2 separate regions of the Homo sapiens genome follow, and region 1 is linked to region 2. A link is a contact called in ENCODE Hi-C or POLR2A ChIA-PET data. All regions are on one chromosome and are shown on one strand. Each heading gives the region's core, a stretch centred on a gene start or an enhancer-like site at or near the end of the contact. The rest is flanking DNA. Distances are from core to core; before and after follow the strand shown. Region 1 holds the start of DPP4 (dipeptidyl peptidase 4). Region 2 holds the start of FAP (fibroblast activation protein alpha).

The links. A loop is a pair of places that touch in the nucleus more often than their neighbours do. ChIA-PET counts read pairs that join two places held with the same protein, here RNA polymerase II (POLR2A). Pooled maps may share reads with other maps.
Region 1: a loop to region 2 is called in a map of IMR-90, with 2.7 times the contacts of the local background. The contact joins the promoter of DPP4 here to the promoter of FAP in region 2. A Hi-C loop is called at or near these places in 1 of 168 maps with a recorded cell type or tissue (IMR-90) and 2 of 50 pooled maps. POLR2A ChIA-PET finds 5 or more read pairs at or near these places in 1 of 52 experiments (AG04450).

The regions. Positions count from the first base shown.
Region 1 is chr2:162,070,696-162,077,857 of GRCh38, forward strand. It overlaps DPP4 (dipeptidyl peptidase 4), which reads right to left and starts at 3,520. Exons shown (of 26, transcript NM_001935.4): 1 at 3,281-3,520; 2 at 2,704-2,791. The coding sequence starts at 3,286. DPP4-DT (DPP4 divergent transcript) reads left to right here and starts at 4,162. Exons shown (of 3, transcript NR_147697.1): 1 at 4,162-4,240; 2 at 4,783-4,916; 3 at 6,535-7,162. It also overlaps the pseudogene TIMM8AP1. RefSeq lists enhancers at 3,039-3,238, 3,673-4,370, a silencer at 3,389-3,648 and a promoter at 3,925-5,701.
Region 2 is chr2:162,238,894-162,245,821 of GRCh38, forward strand. It overlaps FAP (fibroblast activation protein alpha), which reads right to left and starts at 4,552. Exons shown (of 26, transcript NM_004460.5): 1 at 4,429-4,552; 2 at 4,015-4,099. The coding sequence starts at 4,434.

The sequences.
Region 1 (7,162 bases), core at 2,270-4,769, 170 kb before region 2:
GCTGACCTTTATTATGGCACAGCCCAGGAAAGGTATTGCTGATTTAGTGAAAATGCTGCATTCCTGAGCTTTTATCTTTATTCCTATGATAAGGCAGAAGTGTTAACAAGATGACTTCCCTTTTTTCCTTAAACATACATACATACAAGTTAAGAAATACAGACAAGAAATTACTAGAGTGGTAAATAAATAAAGCCACCATGAAACAACATCTCCACCTGGTTGTCCAAGAGGTATCCTTAGCCACCCTCTCCTTTACCTCTCTCTGTTTAACCGGTTACCGAAGTCCAGTCATTCACATTTCTGAGTAGCTCTGGAGCCTCCAAATTCTGACCTGTACTGTAAGTGTCCTGGGCCATTTCCCTCACTTCCCCCTCCAGTGTTGCTCCATTGCAACTCACCTTCCCACTGTCATGGCCAACAGTTCAGGCATGCTCAAAACATCATTCACTGCATCATCTCCAGCTTAGAATCAAACTCTTTTGCCTGTTTCCCACCCTCCTCTGGGGCCCTGGATCCTTTTATAATCCCTAACACAGGATGTGATCTCATGTCTCTGTGTTGAAACACAGGGCATTTGCATTTTCTGGAATATCTTATCTCCAGAAACTGATGTTAACTATTCAAGCTTGGCCCACAAAAGAAACCTCTTATAAGAAGTCTCTCCGCCGGGTGCAGTGGCTTACACCTTTCATTCCAGCACTTTGGGAGGCCAAAGTGGGCAGATCATGAGGTCAGGAGATAAAGACCATCCTGGCCAACATGGTAAAACCCCATCTATACTAAAATACAAAAAATTATCCGGGCGTGGTGGTGTGTGCCTGTAGTCCCAGCTACTCGGGAGGCTGAGGCAAGGGAATCACTTGAACCCGGGAGGGGGAGACTTTCCCAGAAGTGTTCCTTCTAACCTCCAGAGCAGTCTGCTCAAGCACCTCTAAGTTATTTTTTTGAATCATAAGAGTAGTTATATGGAAACAAGTTGAGTCTCTCAGGAAGTCCTCCTCAAGAGAACATTCTTGAAATGTGTTCAAATTTCATTTGGAGAAGATACCAGGTGCTATTTAGCAGAAATGGCAAAACAGCTCTTCCTGGCCTGTATACCCTACCCAGCAAAACAAAATTCTCAGAGTTAACTGCAGCAAGCCTCAGATCCCTAGGCCTTTTCACTGGCCATCTCAAGTGGCTTATCAAAGTACAGTATTCCTTCCAACTTGCTTTAACGGAAGTTCTGATAATTACAGTTTTACTCAAACTTCCAGCGATGCTGTGATGCCTCAGTGATGTTTTGGAGAGAAACATACAGATTATTTCTATTTATATATGTGTGTATCCACACACACACATACACACATATATATGTAAAACAAGTCATATTTGTTTGCATGTTCCCACTAGCTTATACAGTCCTTGAGGTCAGGGCCTTTATATTTATATTTACAAAATTTAATCTTTGTATTTGCAGCAACTAACGCGGTGCCTGGAACATAATGTAAGCCTGTAAGCCCTATATTTATCAATTGTATGACTAGCACATTCTTCTCCCACAAGGCTTTGCATGTATGGTTTACACAAAGAGTTGCTTTATGAAAATAGTTATATTTTAACAGTCCACAAGAGTCAAGCTTAAGTGGACTGTCATTTAATGGTATAAAATAGTAGCAACCACTGGTTTCTTCAAATTTCATTAGCAGTAGGTCAACCCATTCAGTTATTTAACCTTTGGCACATTTGCCCTGGCCTTGAATTGCACAGCAAGCATGGTTTTCATAGCTCTACAATCTAATTCTGAACTGTCATCCTAAAATCTAGATAAGACTCCTTGAGTATGCAAGCACTGACTATACATTCCTCAGTTGACTAAATCTTCCAGAGAGAATGCTTTAACTGGCTGACTAATTTATAGTGTGTAATGCTGAAATGAAAGCAAGTGTTTAAAAGGAAAGTAAGGCCAGGGGAGACTGAAACTAGTAGTTCTCACTTGCTTGCATCCTACAGTGAGTATTCCATTATGTGAGTGTTTTATACATTTAGGCAAGCTAAAAAGACATGAAAGTCCTTAAATAAAAGAATCCACCAAAACATCACTGATTCCAGACCCTTCTTAAATATTATCGTGTATACCAGCTTTATTATTTAGCTCTGCAATACTGCTAAATTGGTCAATTACTTCCCTGCCTCCCCACCCTCCAACTGAATTCTCACCACCCTTGAGGGAAAACAGTCTGGGTTCCCTGTGGAACATCATTTCTCAAAACTGTATTTTGGGGCTTGCTTTCTCATTTTTCCTTTCCATTTCAGATATCCTTACTGCTGTCTTTGGGCTCTTTAAACACTGCCTTTTTTCCTTTTTCGATCACACCCAAAAACTTTTCTCAAAAATTACATGTAAATTTAAAAATTTACAAATTAAATTTAAAATTGAAATTTTAAAAATCCCGACTCTCCCTAATTTCAGGAAGCATGCATTTATTATACATAACAAGACGTGAAAGCCGCAAGAGTTTCAGCCTAAACACTGAAGACCCCGCGAAGTGAATCCAGCTGCTGCTCTACAAGCAGCAACAACAACTGGGAAGCCTTCTCAGCTACACTTCGGGGCACTGGTCCAACCCCACGCAAAATCCCTCGTTTCCCTTAGCGTGGTAAGACGGAGCCTGACCTGAGCTCCAACTGTCCTATCTTTTTCAAATGTTTCAAACTTACTGCCTTTGTTCAGCAGAACCACGGGCACGGTGATGATGGTGACAAGCGCAGCAGCACCCAGCAGTCCCAGAAGAACCTTCCACGGTGTCTGCAAGCCGAGCAGATCAAGTCCAATTAGAGGGAAGCGTGTGGCCCCAGTTTCCGTAGGAGGGTCGGGGCTGCTCCAGAGGCAGCAGGATTTGCAGGTGGGAGTGCGTTAGAAGAGGGAGACCGCGGGCTGGGGGTGGGGGTGGCGTCTGGAGTGCGCCAGTTGGAGTTCTCTAAGGCGGGTGCCCTTGAACTTGTGCCTTCAGAGCACATTAGCGTTGGTTTCTCTACCCCTGCCCGGGTTCGGGCGTGCGTTCTGTGAGTGGCTCTCCGGGACATTCAAAGCTCGACGCCAGGGTCCTAGCAGAAGCCAGGGTCCGAAAGCTAAGCGAGAGCTCTGGGACGTCCCTTCACCTGTCAGAGGGTGGCCTTGGGGCTTCCGCCTAAGGGGAGTCCCTGGTCCGGTTTCGCCAGCTTTTGGGCCATTTGGGGAGTTTGGCGAAGAGGTCCCCACAGCTCGCCCCGGGGACGTACGTGGCGCGGCACTCACCTTCATCGTCGGCGTCTCCTCGGAAGTGAGCGTTCAGAGAAGGAGCGCAGGCAGAAGTCACCGCGGGCGGCGGAGACGCGCGTCCTGCACCGCTGCTCCGGGCGGTGGAGTCACTCGCCGCTGGCAAGTTTCGGCCCCGAGTTAAACATTAGTGAGCGCCGAGCCCGCTGGGTATAAAGGCGCCGCGGGCAGGCTGCAGGGCAGGCGGCGCGGGAGCAGGCGCGCGTGGCGCGGGGCACTGGCATCCCGGCCGGGGGGAGCCCGCGAGGGCCCCCTGAGGGCGGTGTAGGGCGCTGGGCGGCAGCCGGGGCGCAGAGTGCGGGGCCCGGAGGAGCCGTGGGGGAGGGGAAAGGGCGCGCGGCCTCGGATGCGCAGACCCTGGGCCGGCGACTCGGGGACCCTGCTCCCTCTTAGCTAAAAATGACGTCGGCGTTCAGCTCCTCCAACCTCACGTGGACAGGCGAGGGAACCGAGACCCAGAGAGGGCAGGGGACTTTGGCAAACTCACACAGCCCACCGCAGGCAACTGGAACTGAAACCCAGGACTCCGTCTCTTGCCAGTGAAAGTTATGTTAGGAAGCAGTGAGGGGTCTAAAGCAGTATGAAAGGCAAAGAGAAAAGGTGATTGTTCCCTCTTGAATGGCCCTTGGAAGCTGAGTATCTGGATTCACCCTCCCTAGGGAATTTCCCGATTGTCTTGCAGGCTTACACACTCATCAAGATGACAAAAATAATGACAGTAACACTTATGTGGAACTTGACTTTTTCCCAGGTGCTGCTCTAAGCATTTACTGTGTTTGTTTTACAGGAAGGAAGACTGTACACAGAGAATAAATAACTTGGCCAAGCCATTCAGCTAGGAAGTTGTAGATCCTAAATTAAGAGTTCAAGGTCTTAATGGCTACTCTATGCGGCCTCTCATAGTCTTTTCAAGGGTTTTGGAGAAGAATAAAAGATCAGGTATGGCTTCTCCCTCCCCCAGCTCTCTATTGTTCCCTAAAGGATTATTCATTCGTTCATTCATTCCTACATCCTCCCATTTATTCCAGTCATCCACAGATGTTTGAGTGGTTACAATGTGCCAGCCTCCCTTCTAGGTACTGGAGATAAAGTGGGACAAGAGAGGTGAGGTCTGGACCCTTGGCACTTTCACGATAAAATACACAGGTAAACATTTGCCTTTAGGGCCCCCTGTGATTACTTCCACTCTTGCAGATAAGAGGATAAGGCCTCTTCAGCTTGTTCACAGCAGCTGAAAAGCAAAGCCTCTCTGTCAGTAGAGGTAAAAGATTAAGAATGCAGAGTCCGATGGGGCATTACCACATGATTATGAATTAATGCAATTTTCCATCTTTTATTTCCAATCCAGGCATTGCTTTTGAACTCAGTCATCTTTTCCCCCTTGCCCACTAGTTGCTTGTGATACATCAGTATCCTCACTCACCCCCAACTCCAGAGGCTGAAACTAACTCTCCTCCTCCCTCTTCCAACTGCTGAGGAAGATGAGTCAATGGTGTTACTGGACCCTGTGAACTGATGCTGTGAAGAGAGGCCATTTAACACGGACTACGGGGAATGGTGCCACAGGGGGCTCAGTGCTGCCCTTCACTCTCAGCATTTTGCTCACTCAGCATTGGTAAGCCACATCAGCCTCGGTGAAGGAAGTCTGGAGAGTTAAGCCTGTGCTTCATCTCCATGCCAGCACCATGGCACTCATTGTACATTCAGCAAGCCCCAAGGAAGCTGGCAGGAGGCTGGCTGACATCTACGGGACAGGTCAATTTGTTCTCTGGAGGGCACTCCATGAGACGCAAATATCTTCACACCCTGTGCCCATTTCAAGAGACTCTCTCACATGCCTCCCCCACCTTGACCTCTGTGTCACCAGTCTTTCAATCTTGTTTTTTCCAAATCCTTAAGGTAGCAGCTGGCCAACACATTAGCCACCACTGATGAGTCAGTGTAGATCTTACATTGGGCCATCTCTTTTTTCTTGCAAAATAGAAAAGCAGATGTTCTGCTCAAAGTTCTGTTTGTCAGTAAGATTTCCCTTTCTGCTGTGTTTCAGGACATCCCTGGGAGGGACTCTGATGCAGCAGCCATCTACTTATTGCTAGTGCCAGCTTACTTTGCATAACATTGACTCCTTTCCCTCATCTGTTGCCTAGTTGTAGGAAACTCCTTGTGAAGCTATAGGTGTGCACTGAGGGAGAGACATTGAGTCAATGGGAGCAGGCATCATAGAGTCTAAGTTTTCTGCTAGTCTGAGTTTCTTGTGCCTTGTGGACCTGGTGGGCTTATCTCCTTTATCATATAGATACAATTTTCGCTTAATAATAGCATGCTCCTGCAAATGCCCAATTTTATCATGTGGTAGATTAGGCAACACTCAGTTTATTAGGGTAGCTAGGTTGTGCAGTTACTTGATGTTATGGATTGAATTGTGTCCCTCCAAAAGATATATTAGAATCCCAACCTTTAGGACTTCAGAGTGTGACATTATTTGAATATAGGGTCTTTACAGAGTTAATCAATTTTTTTGAATCTTATATAGCTTTTATTTCAGTGATCAAAAGAATGCAGTAAATGGAATCTACACTAATTAACATTAGGCATGCACCTCTACCTGAAACTGCTGTTAGCTTATGATTGGCCTAAATCTTTATAACTTATTTAGGCACATCATTGAATTTTTTGTACCCTGATATACAGGGTAAGTTAATTTCTTCCTTGTGGCAGTCTAGTAATAAGAATTATGTTCACTGGCTAGATTCCTTTAAAACTAAAGACCTCTAGACTCTCAGGCTGCCTACCTTACCTTGAGACTATACTTAATATGGATATTTAAGCAAATCATCATATAGGAAAGGGAGATCATCAAGAAAACTGAAGTGTACTGTATAAACACTCTTACAGATATTTTTCTCCAGCATTGATAATCAAACACTAGATAAGGATACTAAATTATTCTTCCCCCACTTCTGCCCTTTCTGAAAAACACAAGGATCTCCCTTGAAATCGAAATGACTCCACACAAATGAGAGATTTTTATGTATGTGGTCCCACTATCAAAATAATAGGAAGCAGTTAATGGGGCTTTGAGAAAAGCATAGTCCCGTGTACAGTAATATGCATCTAAATAGAGTTTTCCATTCACCTGTCAATTATTTTCACAAGATTAGCATTAAAAAATACAAGCAAACATATGACCCTTAAGCTTCACACACAAAAAATTGGTCTTTGTTCATTCTCAGATGACAGGATGTCCCAAAAGTAACAAAAGATGGGAGCCAGTCCTCTCATAGCTGTTTCTTCAATCATCCCATCAACAGCTCTTCATTTATTGAACTACCTTCCTTTTCCAAAGAGGTAATGCTGAGATCAGTCAGAAAGGCTTTCTGAGAAAACTGGCTTGGATTTCTGGGTCTGTTGCAGTCAATTCAAGATGAACTGGCTTGTATCAATGAAGCGCTCAATGCAGTTCACAAAACAGGCCTCAGCCCGACTGTCCAACTTTGGCCCAGGCTTGTCCATGCACTTCTCCCAACAAAGTTCAGTCATCTGGTGCACCAGCTGCTGGAAGCGCTGCTTTTGAGTCTCTACCTCAATGAAAATGCTGCAACTGCGGGTCCACTGCACCCAAACCCGCCGCAGAGGAAGAGCAGGAGGAATCCATCCCAGGACAACCATGCTTGCAGAGACGAACTCCGCACCAACCTTCACGTGTCTCCACGACCTAGTTAATCAATTTAAAATGAGGTCACTAGGGTGGGCCCCAATCCAATATGACTGATAACTTTATAAAAAGGAGAGATTTGGATACAGAAAGAGACAGAGTGAAAACCATGTGAAGAAACATAGGAAAAGATGGCAGCTACAAGC
Region 2 (6,928 bases), core at 3,302-5,801:
TCTTCTTAAAAAATATTGATCTCTGTGCTATACAAATTATCTGTGGCCTTCACATATTTTCTTCAATGCATTATAAAAGGCAAGACTCAGCTAAATAATCACTACATATTATATATATATGTGTATGTATGTAGAATCACAATTACATATGTATATACATATTCTCTTTGTTGGTTTGTTTAAATGATTTTGGTCTCATAGCTCTGTCAGTTTCCTTTTGGTTTCCTGAACTTCCCAAACACTTTTCTGATATTCAGCCTCCTAAATAGCTGGGACGAAAGGTGCATGCCACCATGCCCAGCTAATTTTTGTATTTTTTTTTTAATAGAGAAAGGGTTTCGCCATGTTGCCCAGCCTGGTCTCAAACTCCTGGGCTCAAGAAATCCTCCTGTCTTGGCCTCCTGACGTTCTGGGATTACAGCCATAAGCCAACACAGCCACCCACCCTTTCCTTTTTTACTCTCACTCAGCCTTATTCTCCATTCCTCCACCCTTCAGCTTCTTATATCTTTCTTCTTTCCTTTTGTTTTGCTTTTGCCCTAGAGCCATCAGTGTTCTGTATGAGTGCTTCAGACACAAAAGTTTCTGAAACATTTGTTGTTTTTGGTTAAAAAAAAAAAGTTGGGGATAGGAACAGGGATGATATTCTGGGATAAAGGCTCTCTACTCTCGGAATTAAGACATTTTTGAAATTGAAATACATCACACAGAATGGAATAGTTGCTATTGTTGAGTGTAGAAGTACATATTCTCAACAATGGAAGAACACAGACACAAAATGCTATCATTTATGAAGTATTTACTACATGTTAGAAATTTTAGAAAAAAAATAACTAACATTTGTTGAGTATTTGTTCATCACCATGTGGGGCACTCTATACTCAAAAGAATCTGAAACGAGGTCAAATAGTTCCTATGATTTCTTTCTATAAGCCAAGGAGGAATGGTCCAGGTATTCAGAAAATATAAATCATGAATCAAGTTTGTGTAGAATTTACCTGCAAAATTCTGCAACCTCTGTAACTTTTCACTTCTAGTTTTTTGCTTTTGTAACCTCTGTTAAATCTCTTGAAGCAAGAAGGTCTTTATGTTTGTCTTTGGGGTGAACAAAAATAAGGGGAAGTCAAGGAGCTTAGTTTCCACTCTCAGCCTTGTTGCATATTCACAGACGAAGAGGGGTGATGCTTGTGAAGAAGAACCTCAAAAGAAAAAGTGAATGGAGGTAGGAGAGAGGAAAGGAGTCAGTTGAAGGGGTGTAAGCTGAAGGCAAGGACAACCTGGGAGTAAGGGGTAGAAATTCATGTGTGCTTCACACTTTGGCAAAACTAAAAAGGGAATATTTTACAAGTTTCGAAAAAAGTTTTTCCTTATAGTTAATATTTTGTAAGTGAGCTAAATGGATTTTCTCATTTCACTACTACATTTCATATTTGTTCTTATAATCCAGTTTAATTATTCCTAAACCCTTTTAATCCTGAAGCTGGTTCTCCTGGGATGGAAGAGCCTTTCTCTTTTTTCTTTCCTTTAGACGTGATGTGAAATAACACAAATCCTTCTCTGGTATCTGTGGTGCTGACCATGCATCTTTGGGTGCAGAAAGCACTGGATTCTTACTCCCCAACTTGCAGAGGGAATTCTAGACTGCTGCACCTCCATATCCTCAGCAACTGGCATGATGATGAGCAGGGAGTTAGTAGAACTAATACACTAATATGTAAATGAATGAATGAATGTTTCCTGAGTGTGGCTTTAAGTTTCTCAGAAGAAGACAGTTCATACACTGGTGCATAAAATTCTGGGCTGAGGATATGAGGGCACCTAAGGCAAATGTGAAGTAATGGGATTTCTGATGAATGTGAGAAAGAGGCTAAGTAGGAGCTCGCTTAGCTTTGAATTCTCTGTTCTTTTTACCCCTTCCTCCTTCCCTTTCCTGCCTTGCCATCTCAGATCCTATTCTCATAGGCACTGGGCAGATGTGAGAGTGAGGACTGGACCTGGCACTCCAGACGGGAGATGATTGATTGACCAGTGAGATGTGAGAAGAAAGGAGGAAAATTAGGAGGCCACCACGCCTAACTTCAGGGCTGCCTGTGGCACTGACTTCCCCGGGTCCTGCTCAGGAAAGTAGGGTAATGACTAGTGCCATTCACAAGCTGTTTAGCTGACATTCTGAGAAGTTATTCAGCAAATTTAGAAGAGAAAGAGAATGATATAATGAACCAAAAAACAACAGTTCTCACCTTATTTATGATTTTTCTATTTCTGAATGAGTACTCAAATTTCACTGAGTACTTGAGTTTAATTTGATTATTTCACCCTATCAAGAAATCACTTTATTCTTAGAATTTTCCTGTTAGTTGAAAATAGAATTGTATTATAAATTACATAGGACTTTTATACTATATATAGTTTACGACGTATATTTATATGTAAGCTATACATAACTAAACTTGGAAAGAGGGTAGGGATTGAGATTATATGTGATCACACAAATATCTGTGTATGTGTATCTCTATACATCATTTGTAAATATGTAAATATAATGCATTTCTTATTAGAAATTATAGCTTGAATTCCATAGTGAAATTCATCCTTCCCTATGGACATGGAGGCAAGTGCCCTATAAAATTAACAAACTTTTGTTCCAAGAACATTTATTTCTGAGGGTGCAGAGTATCAATTTCAAGGTTGAGTTTCTTTAAAAATCAGGAGCTAATTTTTAATGAATTAACATTCAAAGGATCTATATGACCTAATCCACTACCTGACAATTGCTGGTATGAGGGAAATGTGGCCCCAAGACCACTGAGTTCAGAGATGAGTCTGAAAACAATTTTAACATGAAAATTTATGAAAGATATGTACACACACTACATACCTCTCAACAGCCTAAGAAGAATCTTGTGCTGGCAGAGAGCAGAAACAAAGACTGAAATTAACACTGAAGATATCAGCTGACTTCATCTTATGGGTTAACCTATTCTATTTTGTAATTCTGTGAAAATCTCATGATTATTTTTAATTTTCGAAAACATTTTTCTATGTTCTTTTTAATAGCAACAGTCCAGTCATTCAGGACTCATACATTCTTTAGCTGAAGTTATTTTATTGATCTTCATTTACTATCAGTTAACTTTTAACCAAGATATTTCCCACATTTGTTATCATAAACTTTTAGTATTTATTAGTACAAATTTTTCCCCTTTCCTAGACACAAAGACATAAGACCTGTTATTACTGGATTTTTTTTCCATTTCAGAAGCTTGAGTTTCTCTTCATAAATATTTTCATAAAAAGCTATTTCCCTAATATCACTAGATTATCTATCAACATAGTCCTACTTTATATTTAAACTAGCTCTGATATCAGCCCATAGTACCTTCCAATTTTTAGCAAAGTGAGATCAGTGTCAATCTAAGCCTTTTTTGTAAAAGGATCCAATTTATGACTGATCAAAATGCTTGCTTAACAATGTTTGGTTTTCTAATTTGATGTGCAGTGCTACTACATCTAAAACAACAACTTTGCTTTTTCTATACAGCTATTCCTGAGATCTGTATTCTCAACTTCCTCCCTAAATTTTTGGAAAGACTATTTAGTAATAAAAAAAGTCCATAGATTCTGTTTTAACTTTTCCATTCTTACTCATTTTTACTTTCCACGAGACAAACCTAATAATGAAAAGCAATGTTAGTTAAAAATGTTGTTTCTAAAGGCCTGTCAAAGCTTGTATTTAGCATATATTTTTGGGGGTTGTGGGGGTGATGCAGCATAGTTCTTAGGTTTTTCTATTGCTGAAATAACACTGTAAATCTCTTCCTACCCATGCCTTAAATTCCTCAGTATTTCTGGTCTTGCACAACAACATATCTGTGAGCTTATATGTCTTCTTAGAAATAACAGACTTACTTTGGAACATAAGCACTTAGGAAATGTTCAACCACTTGTGATCTTGCATTAGTACATTTTCCAAGCTATTCTAGGCAGATAGAGCAAATCAGAGAAAGTTCTTACCTCTTGAAGGGCGTAAGACAATGCACATCACCAATAAGGCAAGCACAGCAGAGGTGGCAACTCCAAATACGATTTTTACCCAAGTCTACATAAAATAAAGAGAATTAGGCATACACACAGTTCCTGCTAAATAGTAGAAATGGCAAGATTTTGTTTACACCTAAATCCTTTTTCTCTCGCCCCACAAAGCTTTTGATTGTTTTCCACTGATCCGGCTATAATTGCTGGAATTCTTCCAGCTCTGCAAGGACAAATGTTTCTACAGTATATTTAGAACAATTTTCCAATCCCAACCCATTGAGGAAGTAAATACTTATGTACAAATCTTCACCTTCTAAACAATAGAAAACTCTGATCACGTTCAATCCAGCCAACCCTAATTTTTTAAGAATACTTGAGGTTGCTTATACTAACCTTCATTTTTCCAGATGTTTTTGAAAGTTAGCTAATTCTGTCTTCAGAGCGTGGGTCACTGGATCTGTGAAAACCGTTGAAAAGGACCAAGTCTGTCTTTGTAGTTGGAAGCTGAAGCCAGGACAAGGTTTTTTTCTTTCCACGGACTTTTGAATACCGTGCCAAGTTTCAAAAGATTTCTGTAAAATTAGAAACAGATTTTGGGGGCGTTCTTGGCCCTCAAATGAACTGTGAGTGACTCAAGGGAAGTTTTATAGCCTTCTCATCCTTGTAACTACACCAACATCTGCTTACGTTGACATACAGAGGTTTTTATTTTTTCTTTTTTACCAGTTCAGGTTTATGTTGCATTTTCTTCTAGAATTCACTGAAGGATCACTTTAGCAAGTCATTGGGTTTTGCATAACATTTTTATTTGCCACTAAAAGATGAATTTAAAATAATGAAACTTGCAGGTCTGTACATTAAACATATATCTACTTTTTAACAGAGGAAGAACATTGAAGCCACATAAGATTTTGTGAGAAATGTGCCATATAACTGCACTTTTTTTTCCTCTGGAAGATTATGAGGTATTGCAGACAGAAATGTTTTTCTTTCAGCACAATTTCTTTGTCCATATAGCACCATATGCACTTTCAGTAAATACAGAAGTTTAAAAATTCAACTGTCTAAACCCACGGCTGCTTTACTTTAAAGAAATAAAATGCCATCTGGTGAAATTTAGTATGGGTTAGGTGTGTATGCACAGGCTAGAAAGATGGAAAGATCAGTAAGAATAATTTACCAGCAGACCTTTGGAAGAATGGAAATGGCTTTACAAGAGTGGTATTTTTGCTTTCCTCTCAGAATATCTTCTGAGAGAGGAGAACATCTAGTAATTATAAAGATTTAAAAATAAATAAAAAAGCATCTGAAAAGAAAAGTAAATCTTATGTATAATTTCATTTTGGCTAAATCTACATAATTCCAAAGAAATTGGTCATCTTGACAGATTAGTAAAATGGTTGACTGAATTAAAAAAAATACACATACAACAGTTTCTTGGAGTGTTCTGTCTGTTTTAATGCAATTCACTTGGATAGATTTTGTGGTTCCACGTAAACACAGTTGTTAAATCTACTGTGTCCTTAATTTTTCCACTAATGGTTTTCTTTTTTCGAAGTTTATAATGTTCCCAACCTGATTAAAACACTTCATGGCAACCTTTCTTGGATTGTACATGAAAGGTAATGGGGAAATGTTACCAAAACATGTTGCTGTTTGCCTTAGTCAACTTCTCTGGCTACCACGGGACACTTTCTCCAGCAAAGAGCAGGACAGTGGCTTGTGAACTTCCTTTCAGACATTCTCCAGACATCCCTCCCTGAATTCCAGCCTTATGAAAATTCTGTTGAGGAAAATGAGTCATTAGGCACTTACTGGCAGAGAACTGTATTCCTGGTGGCTGGGGCTGGGCCCTCTCCTTTGCTGTTGGTGGAGTCACCTCTTTACAAAATGAAGTAATCATTAAGAGTAATATCCAAGGTGTGCTATACACTTGTAGGTATCTCCAAGTGATTGTGAAATCCTCAGATCTCAGATAAAAGCCAGCAGCCAGGTCCTGAATGAACTGTTTCTGTGTAAGTCCTCTCAGATTGATTGTCTTCTCTGGAACACACCGTGTTCTCAGAAGTTCTGCCCTAGCCTGCCAAAGCCCCAGAGTACACAGGCACTTTTTAGTGGGTGATTTCCAAGACTTTACATTGTAGAGAGAAACTATAATAAATTATTAGGGTGTAATTAAAAGACCATGCTGAGAGCATGTTAGCTCTAGCAATTAAGAATGCACTGACATGTGACTGGTCTGAGCACCACTTAGGATTCTATGACTGTGTGTGGGTGTCCACAAGATACTCATTTAATAGGCTCTATGAAGAGGTTGGAGTGCTTTAAGATACACTTAAGTTGCCACTATTAGTAAGGGTGGGAAATGATGAGAGTGAAACAATGTCTGTTTAAGTTTTTTTGTTTTTTCCTTGGAAGGTTGGGTGAGTCAAGCTGTAACTTCTGGAAAATTCTTACTAGTTTGAACTGTTTTAAGAAAAATGAGACTGACTGCAGAAATAAAGATGTCGAGTTTTTCCATCTGAATTCATGGTTTAGGGAGGTATTGTTTTTATAAAGTCACACATGTTCATTCGTTTGAGATAATGTGAATGTATTCTAATTTTCATCCAGACAAGAACTCTCATAAAATTTGGATTTTTAAAATATTGTAATATCTTTATTAGCTTTTTTTAATTTTGGAATCAAAATGAAAATACTTTTGTCAACTTTTAAAAAACATTTACGAAACTGACTCTTATTCCTACTTTATACAATTAGTTAACACCCCATCAACATTTTTGTTGAGAAAACAAAAATGAATCAGACACAGTCTGTGCCCTTAAGGAACTTACATTCTAGTATAAGTATGGCAGGTATGTTCTTAATGTTCTTACATACTTGTTTCCTTTTG